2 separate regions of the Homo sapiens genome follow, and region 1 is linked to region 2. A link is a contact called in ENCODE Hi-C or POLR2A ChIA-PET data. All regions are on one chromosome and are shown on one strand. The core of a region is the stretch at or near the end of the contact, and the rest is flanking DNA. Distances in the headings are between cores, read along the strand shown.

Region 1 (5,093 bases), core at 2,432-4,931, 310 kb before region 2:
GGATTCCATGGTTACTTCCATATGCCCTATGTAAATGGAGAGGAAGAATTAAAGTTACAAAATTATTTACTTGGCCTATGCCCTTAGGAGAGGATATTTCCTGTCATAGCTAAAGTGTGAATTGGCCTTATGTTCCCTGCCTCCTGACCCTATTTTCCTGCTTCAAAAGTTTGGTGTGAAGTGGTTCTTCCAACACAAGGACTTGATTAGGATTGGGTAAGGATTGTAATATATCAGTTTAGGATTGGTGGAACGGAAGTGAGGCAAAGGATTCAAAGAATCTATGGAAACAACTCCCTGTTGATGTTTTCTGTTGAAGGGTTGATGGATATTCCAGGGAGTTCCAGTAATGAACAATCAAGTTATTTGCCTGGGCAAGACTCTCCTGGAATAGTAAAGTTATGCTAATGAAAATAACGAATACTGAATGTAGACATGTTGATGTAGACAGTAAGCTGTAGGAGAAGGAAGTAAGTAGTTTTGATTCTAAGGGTGGCATGTGTCTATGAATGACAATATAAACAGATGTCCAGCAGAGAGAAAATTCCTCCTTTTTCACACATCTAACAACTCTGGGAAATATTTAAACAAGTGAGTTTTACCTTTGCATGGCTACTTCCACATAACCAAATATAGAGAATCAAGTGTTTATAGAATAAATTGGTAAAATCAGGCAAAGTGTTTTTGAGAAAGCTCAAGAAATCTGGCCAGGCACAGTGGCTCATACCTGTAATCTCAGCACTTTGGGAGGCGGGTGGATCATGAGGTTAGGAGTTCGAGACCAGCCTGGCCAATATGGTGAAACCTCGTCTCTACTGAAAATACAAAAATTAGCCGGGCATGGTGGTGTGCGCCTGTACTCCCAGCTACTTGGGAGGCTGAGGCAGGAGAATCGCTTGAACCCGGGAGGTGGAGGTTGCAGTGAGCCATGATCATGCCACTGCACCCCAGCCTGGGTGACAGAGTAAGACTCCATCTCAAAAAAAAAAAAAAGAAAAAAAAGAAATCTACCCTTGAACCCAAATGATTCAGGTTAAATGCCCAAATTCTTGAAGTTGTGCTCATTTACCACATGTCAAATATTCAGTGAGTTCCTACTATATTCTAAGCAAGCAGTGTACTGTATGAATAATATATCAATGAACAAAACACAAAAAGAATCTGCCCTTCAGAAGTTTACATTCTAGTAATTTCTAAAAGGAAGCAATATAATAAGAAATCAGTAGAGGTGTGACTCAGAAGAAACAAGAAGGCACTATAATACTGCAAGTGAAGAGGTGCTAAAAAAAGACTCTTCTATGGAGGTTATGCTGGCTTGTTTCATAAAGATGGAGAAGAAGCCAGCACGAGAATCATGAGCACAGCAATTACCTGTGAGAGAGTGTTCTCAGCTTGGAAAAGCCAAGTCCAAATGTCTTACGGCAGGAAAGAGTTTAGTTTGTCCAGGAAACAAGGCCTCTGTGGCTAAAATGCAGTAAGTGATGATGGCATTGATACAAAGTGAGTTTCAAGAAGTTTTGGCAGGAATCAAGTAATATCAGGCCTTGTAAGCAAGGTCAGCTTCATCACACAGGGTTCTATGCATCTGCTTTAATCTGTGCTGTTGCTGTCTTGGGATTGTTAATCATGTTTGAACAAAGGATATCTCATTTTTATTTTGCACCAAAGCCTACAAATTATGTAGCTGGTCCTGCTGGTAAATCATAGCAAGGATTTCAATTCACACAGTTTATGAGGGTGAGTTTTTTTTTTTTTTTTTTTGCTTTTGTTTTTCTCCTCTCACATTCAAGAAACCTGTAAGTAATCAGGCCAGGGTTAGTGTGCTCTCTGTGGTACCAGAACCCCCAATTCCTTCAATCTTGTTCTGCAGTACAGGGCTTTCAATCCCAAGAACACCCTGGAGTATAAACTGACTGCTAGAGCTGCAGCCATTACAGTCTCTGTCCAGCTGTGCTCAAGAACACTGCCTAAATTACCATACCACTTCCACCTACATCCCATTGACCCATTCTAGAAAATAATCATGCCTAGCTGCAGGTGAGGCTGAGAAACAAAGTCTTAATTCCAGGAAGCCACGTGCCCAGCTAAAAACTGAGATTTCTTTTCCCATATGAAAAGGAGAAAGAGATGTTAAGGGACTATTACCAGGCCTGCTATATACTCTCACATATTCCTTTGACTGAAATAATCATTCATTTATATATTCATTCAACATTAATTCACCTAAAAATGTTATTGAGAGCCTATTTTATGTCAGGCTGTATACTAGGGACTGAGGAGAGGAAGATGATTAAGAGTTAGGTCTTACAGAATAACATAGGGGGAGGAAGAAAGATCACAGATAATTACAGTACGGTGTCACAAGTACTGGAATAGACTGTCCAAAGAGAAGAGGCCATGAATAACTAACAGGAGGTGCTGATAAAGCTACACAGAAGAGGTAAGGTGAAACGTGAATTTGGTTTTATAAGGATGCAAAGGATGCAGTAGGAGACAAAGAAGGGGAATATACTTCCAAGTTACACCTTCTACGGGAAATGTGATTCTGAAATAATATTTAGGATTTCTGCAGCTTTGTTATAGTTATTAGTCAGACTTGGTAAATAAAGCATGGCCCAGCTGATTGTTTGGTTAAATCATTTCATGATCAGTGTGGGTCCTCACACAACTATTTTGGCGACAGTCATCAGAGCTGTTGCTAAAGAGATGCTGAAATGAATGGATTGGCCATGTTGCAGCTCAGTTCACCAGCAGATATAGATTCAGAGGCAAAGAAATATACTAGCTGACAGCAGAATCAGGCTTTGCCTTTATAGACCATCCCTCTAGTCTCATACCCATCCAAATGACAAATCCCCCATCTGCTCTCAACCTGCCTCCTGAGCCAGTCATATTGCATCAGAGGCCCTATAAGCCAGCAGCTTCCCAAATTGCCCTGGCATTACAGGGGGATGTCTTGCTCTGTGACACCCCATCTAACTTTGGGAGAAAATTCCCATATTTAGTAATGCCTTGCCCATCTTTTCCCAGCAGTTTTGTTTTTTTTTTTTTTAAAGAGTGAGATCTTTAGGAATCATGTTGAGCTTTGAAAAACAAAAGAATTCCTCAACTTGAAAAATAGAGATAAATTCAGATTTTTCAGACTCCTAAGATTCAATCTTCGGAAGCCACAGCCATACCCCCACTGTGGGGATGGCGGTCACTGTCACAATGGTGAGCCTCCTGTTCAGCTATTTTGTCCTGAAACAAAAAAAAAGAGCTCTGTGATAAATCACATCTGCAAGATGTGTTTCATATGTCAAGCACACATAGCTTCTAAATCAAATGCTGATACATGACTTATTCCGTCAAAAGTAAGCAGAATGCTGTAATTTATAATCATCTTGAAGCACACTGCGGAGAAAATGAAAGCAGACCATTAAATTTTAATGCCTGTTCAGCTCTCTGAAAAAGAGTGTTTCTGGCCACTCTGGAAGCAGGGTAGTGTTTCTCACACCATTGTGCACAACCCCAAAAACAGTCTGTGTTTGCCAACATTTGTGGAAACTAATTGAAAAAATGATTTAGCTGTTAAAAGCAGCCATCAGTCAGGAAGTTCTCACGAGCACAGAGGTGCCTGAAGAGGAGCCAGTCCCGTCCAACGCCCCAGTCCCCCTTAGCTTTTTAACAATCGTCTGTTGTTGTGCAAGCCAGCTCCCCGCAGCAGGGCTGCGAGCGAATATTCATTGGGGTGTCATCTCTGCTTAGACTCTCGTCCTGCACACCTATTCATCTGGGTTAAGTGAACAGCAGCATCAGCTCAAATTAAGCTGGCTTGAAAACAGCCACTGTTAATAATTTCTGCTGTGATTCAACTTAGCTTTGGCTAACAGGTGAAGATGTTTCAAAACGGAGGCAATTACAGCTCTGAGAGTGCTTTCCCGCTGCCTGTGTAATCAGAGGAATGGAACACTAGCTCCTCGCGTGCGTGGGGAAGGGCCAGCACAGCCACCATTGGGCTGCATTCGTTATCTGCTAGATTGAACAAGCTGCCTGCCGGGGACAGATGCTTAGCGCAGTGATTAGAATATAAAGCAGTTGCAAAGGCTGAGGGGATTGGAGTCAGCATCCTTTATCTCAACTTACTACAGGCTTTTCTGGTCAGATAACAAGTCTTCCAAACCGTTCTTTATAGACGAGAAATCATATGTATATCAATGCATGAAGACTCATGCATATTCATTAGCCTGTACCCTGTGTGAATTTTCCATTTAGATGGAGAACTGTAAAAAAAAAAAAAAAAAAAAAAAAAAAGAAGGGGAGGTCTTCAATTCTATGTAAGTTTAGTTCCTTTTATAGCCAAATTTTTATGACAAGGAATAAATGGAGGGAGTAAGTGTTAAATATGTACAATAAAAATGCTTGCCAAATTTACTTCATTATTTTCTGAGATTGAAAAGCCCAATAGTTTTACAAATTTCCAAACAGCTTTCATATTTAAGTTTAAAAAAGAGGAAGATAAGTGAAAACTTTGTATAACCCTAGATTTTCACTTACTCTGTAAGGAAAGAAAACTGAAATTATGTGTGGGTTTTGTTACTTTTTAAATTACAGAGATAGCATATTTCCATCTAGAGGGAAATCTATCATTCTAGCACAAAAGTAATTTTTCACGTCAACTGTGCATAACATCAAATTATAGCAAAAACATAGCTGTATACTTCCTAATTGTGGGAATTTTCATACGGTTTATTTCCAGCCAAACATTTTTCCTCTTCTACTAAAAGAAAATCAAGCAGGCTAAATTGAATTTTTATACATTACAATTTCCTGAAATGTAGTTGTTAATGCCTTCTGATGTGCCTGAAGGCATGAATCTTAAACTACCTTTCTCCCCCCAACCAAAGAACTAGGGAAATGAAAAAGACCCTTTCTGCTACTGGTATTAAATTTCCATCGTATACATTAATCTGCTTTCAGAGTATTCTCCTTCAGTGTATTTTCCATTAAGGGCCTATAATAAAGTCCTTGGTATCTTATGTTTAAAGAGCAATTGATTATAGAGCTGTGTATCCCCAAACTATGCATATTTTCTACAAACCACAGAAAAGCAG
Region 2 (5,555 bases), core at 684-3,183:
GCTGGGATTACAGGCGTGAGCCACTGCGCCCGGCCCACAAGTTTCATTTCTACTACATTTAGAATGGTTTTAACATGGAAAGTCTTAGAAAATGTACATTCAAATGATGTCAGTCCATACCTCACTTGGTCAAGCTCCTGTTTACAACATATCAAGTACTGGATGCGTTTAATACTGACTGTATCAGTACTTTCCATCTTTCAGTATAAATTTATTCCACTGAGTCCAGGAAAAACGATATAAATTTTCATTAAAGAAAACACCATATTATGACAGCAGTAAATGAATCATCTGCAATCTCTTTTAAAAGGTTTGATTTATTTCCTGCACTTGGGAGGCACTACGTTGTAAAAATATTTTCACTAACAAGTATGAAATATTGCAATATATATTTTTATACATACTGTATTTGGCTATGTAATACATTTCATTTTTGTATCTGCACACACGTGCATATCGATGGTGGGCCCTCCAGATAATTTCTTGGTTACATTTACTTTTTTTCATGAAAAAAAGGAAAACAAGTTGGCCAAGCAGCCTAGGCAAGCATCAAATTCATCATAGCTGAAGATAATATTTTCCTGAAGTGATTCATTCTCACATCTTCCTGCAGGAGTTTTCTCCACCCAGTGACATAGTGAAATGTCACTGAAGTGAAGGCTATTTTGCTTAGCCTTGACCAAACATAGAAGCTGACTGTGGATATGCAGTTATTTTTCCTCTTGGAAGACATGTTTTTTTATGCATGTGTAAGTAGAGTTAAGCTGAATCTAGAGAGCTGCTGCATGATAAGAGCTTGGTTTGAAAACATGTTGTGCAGCTGAATGACTTGAATAACAAAATCCCCGGCAGAGTGTTTCTGAGCTAACTGCATTTGCACTCTGCAAGGAGATCAATGCTTCCCCTCATTGATTTTCCTCAGTTGCAGAGCCAGGATTATGCACATTGTGAAGCTGTATTCCCAGATTCATCCCATCTGATTTTCTAGTCAGCACTAAAAAGGCATAGAGCTCAACTGTAAACTGAAGGTTATAAAAGTATAACTGTATCAAATTTGTACTTTCACTAAGGCTGCATGTTAAACAGAAGCACAATAATGTATTCCTAGTGCGATGGAAGGGCTGCATGGGACAAGACAGATTCTGTTTGTGCGCAGCTTCTAAATAAATGGCAGAGATGCCAAAGATAAATCTGAGATGCCTTGCATACGTTTGTGTAACTCCCAAGATATTTTCAAATGTGCTAGGGCTTCCTTTCTGGCGGACTTGAAATGCAAAGTAAGCATGTAAAGAAACGATTTCCTTCCTAAATTCAGGAATTGACTGTCATCTTTCTGAATTTGAAATTGCCCTAGAATTTATCACTGGAGAAGGTTAGTGGTTGGAAGGCTGTAAAAATCAAGGATCTAAAAAAAACATCAAGGATCCATTTCACTGTAAACAACTGGCAGCACTAAAAGTTGGTGAGTTTACTCTGCAGTTAACACAAAGTCTTGTCTTCCATAAAGTTGTGGAACATGTTATAATTCAGCTTAGCACTAACAGCCAATAGCAAAATGAAAGCACCCCCCAAAAAAGGTGACTTCAGCTCTTCCAAAATTTTCACCTTTATTATTTTTATATATCAAATAAGTATGCTGCTGTTAGTGAAGGATAAGAGGGGAAAGCTGACTCCTATATTAAATTTTCTCTTCCTCATTGCACTTTGAGGATAGAGAAGGTGTCACATTACAATGAGGATTTCAAATTTGCTTTTGAGAAAATTGTGTAAAATAAGCCATTTCCTACTAAGACTAGATAAATGATTACACAGCTGCTTGCCTTTCAAAGAGAATTTGCTCAGAATCTGGGCTTGCCACGGTGCTCACTTCATTATTAAAGAGTGCTGTCATATCTCACTCCCTGTGTCTGCTGGGGGCCGGGGCGCTCTCCCACACACCCACCCCTAGAGGCTGCTTTCGCTATAGAAACAAAGTCTGGAGACCAATGAAAGACAGACGTTTGGGCAGATCCATATCCAGGGTTAAGAATTTCCACTTCCTAGGCTTAACGTGTAAATTGAGCTGGTAGATCTACCCTAGTAGCTAAGAAATATAAACATGTTTCTAAGTTACCTAATCAGTGGACATTTTCCTGGTAAAAGATTAACCAAGCTGTGATCAGTTTCTCAGCAACTGAAGGTAAAAAGCAGATTCTGTATTCTAAATGTCAACACTTACCCCAAAGATTTTCTTCTTTCTTTAAATCATTCACATAGATTTTTTTTAAATCAAATGAATATTATTTCCCACTGTAAACTTAAATGAGACCAACCCACCCTTATAACCAACAAACATACCTTGGTCTGCTTTTATTTTTCTAGTCTGCCGTAAGCAAAATCGGCATTTATTTGCAGGCATTGGCAACTAAATGCATTTTTCCAGTTATTATTGTCATTCTTATCTACAAATGTCAGTGATATTTTCAATTAACTGTGATGTAGCATGAATTACACTAATATTTAAGTGATGGTCTTCTAAAGAGCATTAATTTTTTAATAAAAGTAACATATCTCTCTCATCCAGTAATTTTGAAATACTTGAAACTCAAGTTGGAATTGATTTTCTTGACTGTAAAGGAATGTTCCTAACCAGAGTACTTTCCTCTTGGAGTGTTCTCTTTAATGAAGTCTTACTTCTGAGAAAGTTGAGTTTTTATGAGTTGGTGCCCTTGCTTCAGTGATAGTAGTCTAAATAAATATTGTGAAGAAATTTGATAATGGGTAAGTAGCAGGAGACACCATTGTTTAACCTCCAAACTATGCTAGTAAGTAGGGTGATAGACTTGCCATGCTGAATAATGGAGCTGTTATTCTAGCCCAGTAGGATTGTTTCCAAAGGCCTGCAACAAGGATCTGCCAGGCCCTGGCTGTGTGTTGCCCTTGAGTGTGCTCGTAGTCTCCAGTATCAAGTAACGGCACATTTATCAAAGGAAATCACAATTTGGAAGAAAACCACATTTTCTACTCTTTCAAATAAGAAACATCCCTGTATGCTACTTTCATTTTTACTTGTTTTACCTAGGTGGAACAGAAGACTAATCTGGAAAAATAATTGTTAATAAAAAAACTACAACATTGAGAGAATTTCATTCCCTTGAAATATATACTTTTAAGGGGCCATTTTAATACTGCATGAAAAAAAGTATATTTTCTTTATAAACCCTGAACATGCTAATATATTATTATACACAGCATAAAGTTAAGGGTGTTTGAACAGTGAAAATAGAAAGCATTCATAGCTATTCAACCCTGAATACTTAGGACATTTCATTTCTTTTTACAGCAACCATATTCTGTCAATAAAAGATCAAATGCTTTTGGTTACTGGACTGAAAAAAATCAAATCCTCCAAACTTTTAGCACTTGACGTTCCCGGAGTATTTGCTCTCAGCTATAGCTCATTAAATGAGCTGATCCACCACTGAGTCTATAAATTGAAACAAAAGCAAAGAGCTCTTTTTTTTTTCTTTTTTCAAAGTAGATGGCACCAAACTGAAATGCACTTAAGTCTGGGCTTTTTATAAGTTCTTCTTACACATAGTGGGTATTCTGCAGAATAAATACATGTCATTAATCCAGCCATTTTTCAATACCAATCTGGTTGGGACGTCTCTGGGTTGGAGTGGTGGAACCATGATTATTAACTGGTAACTGGATGAGACTGAGGGGAGACCATGCAAATGACAAATGAAGTTTGACAAATTGGGTATTTGGTAATCACATGACCACTACATTTAATTACAAGCTTCTACTGGATTTTATGTCATTTCACACAAAAATATATTGTTAGTCACTATTCTAGGCACTTTATAGAGTATGTAAACAACCCTATGAAATGGATATCATGATATATACTCATATTAAAGGTGATGAACTGGGTCACAAAGCTTACAGAGCTAATAAGGAACAGAGTTAGGACTTGAACTCAGGGAATATTAGCCTAGAGTTAATCCCCTTAACCACTCTATTACTCTACCTCTTGTGTCTTTCTTAGGGATGCCAAATGAGGAGCTTTAGAGTCCAAGGAAATTGAAATAGATTGACCAATATATAACAGTCAAGGCCTTCACGCCACCCTTTTCTTCAGCCTTTCCTTATGTCACACATCCTATTAGATGAAATGTAAATCTAAGGTCCTTTGCATTCTGGTGCACATATGAGTACAGATTCATTCATTCATTTTTAACCACATTTCCATCTGAGAGGTGATACTGGAAATATCACCAATTTGCAATTCCAAACATTATTTTTCCTTTACTTTATATCCCAAATCAAAGAAAATATTTTCAACAACTGTTGAGTGTTAACCAAGCCAAGATGGCATTGCAACAGCTCTGCAACATTCTCTTCAAAAAGAGCTTGGCCGTAGTGTTAGATTTTAGTAGTATATTCAGGCCATATAGTTAGAATCATGCCATATGAAGCCTTTCAGATTGGCCTCTTTCACTCAGTAATAAACATTTAAAGTTCCTCTGTGTCTTTTCCTTGCTTGATAACTCATTTCTTTTTAGTGTTGAATAATATTCCTTTATATGGATATACCACAGTTTATCCATTCAGCTACTGAAGGACATCTTAGTTGCTTCCAAGTTTCAGCAATTATGAAAAAAAGCTGCTACAAATATCCATGTGCAGGTTTTTGCACGGACTTAAGTTTTCAATTCATTTAGGTAGATACCAAGGAGCATGATTGCTGGATCATGCAAGCTCATCATGGTAAGAGTTTGTTTAGTTTTGTAAGAAGCTGTCAATTGTCTTCCAAAGTGGCAATACCTCTTTGCATTCCCACTGGCAGTGAATGAGAGTTCCTGTTGCCCCACATCCTTGGCAGCTTTTGGAATTGTCAGTATTTTGGATTTTGGCCATTCAAATAGGTGGGGAGTGGTATCTCATTGTTATTTCGATTGGCACTTCCCTAAGGACAGATGATGTTGAACAACTGTTTATATGCTAGTTTGTCCTCTGTATGTCTTCTTTGATGACATTTCTGGTCATATCTTTTGCCCATGCTTTAATTGGGTTGTTCATTTTCTTATTGCATTTTAAAATTCTTTGTATATTTTGGATAACAGTCATTTATCAGATATATCTTTTGCAAATATTTTCTTTTAGCGTGTGCCTTGAATTCTCATTCACTTTGTGCCTCTTGATTCTTTTAAGTTTAGGGTAATTAGTTCACTGAAGTGATATACCAATATGTGAATTTTTAATTTGTACCATAAAATCCCATTTTCTTGGCTGGGCACAGTGGCTCACACCTATAATCCCAGCACCTTGGGAGGCTGAGGCAGGCAGATCACGAGGTCAGGAGATCAAGACCAGCCTGGCCAACATGGTGAAACCCTGTCTCTACTAAAAATACAAAAATTAGCAGGGCATGGTGGCACGCACCTGTAATCCCAGCTGCTCAGGAGGCTGAAGCAGGAGAATCGCTTGAACCCCAGAGGTGGAGGTTGCAGTGAGCCGAGAATGTGCCACTGCACTCCAGCCTAGGCAACAGAGCAAGTCTCTGTCTT

What was found. Hi-C counts contacts between places; a loop is a spot of excess contacts on that map. ChIA-PET counts read pairs that join two places held with the same protein, here RNA polymerase II (POLR2A).
Region 1: a map of PC-9 shows a loop between it and region 2 (9-fold over the local background). The contact joins two enhancer-like sites. A Hi-C loop is called at or near these places in 1 of 168 maps with a recorded cell type or tissue (PC-9). POLR2A ChIA-PET finds 5 or more read pairs at or near these places in 1 of 52 experiments (WTC11).

The regions. Positions count from the first base shown.
Region 1 is chr5:125,199,404-125,204,496 of GRCh38, reverse strand. The region is part of intron 4 of LOC101927421 (a long non-coding RNA gene); the gene reads right to left. Among named protein-coding and RNA genes, the nearest start is that of LINC02240, 290 kb to the left of the region's middle. Within about 2 kb of position 3,681, at least 2 of the 41 ENCODE cell types and tissues checked have a DNase peak (open chromatin) inside an H3K27ac peak, as active enhancers do.
Region 2 is chr5:124,884,714-124,890,268 of GRCh38, reverse strand. No RefSeq gene overlaps it. Among named protein-coding and RNA genes, the nearest start is that of ZNF608, 140 kb to the right of the region's middle. Within about 2 kb of position 1,933, at least 6 of the 41 ENCODE cell types and tissues checked have a DNase peak (open chromatin) inside an H3K27ac peak, as active enhancers do.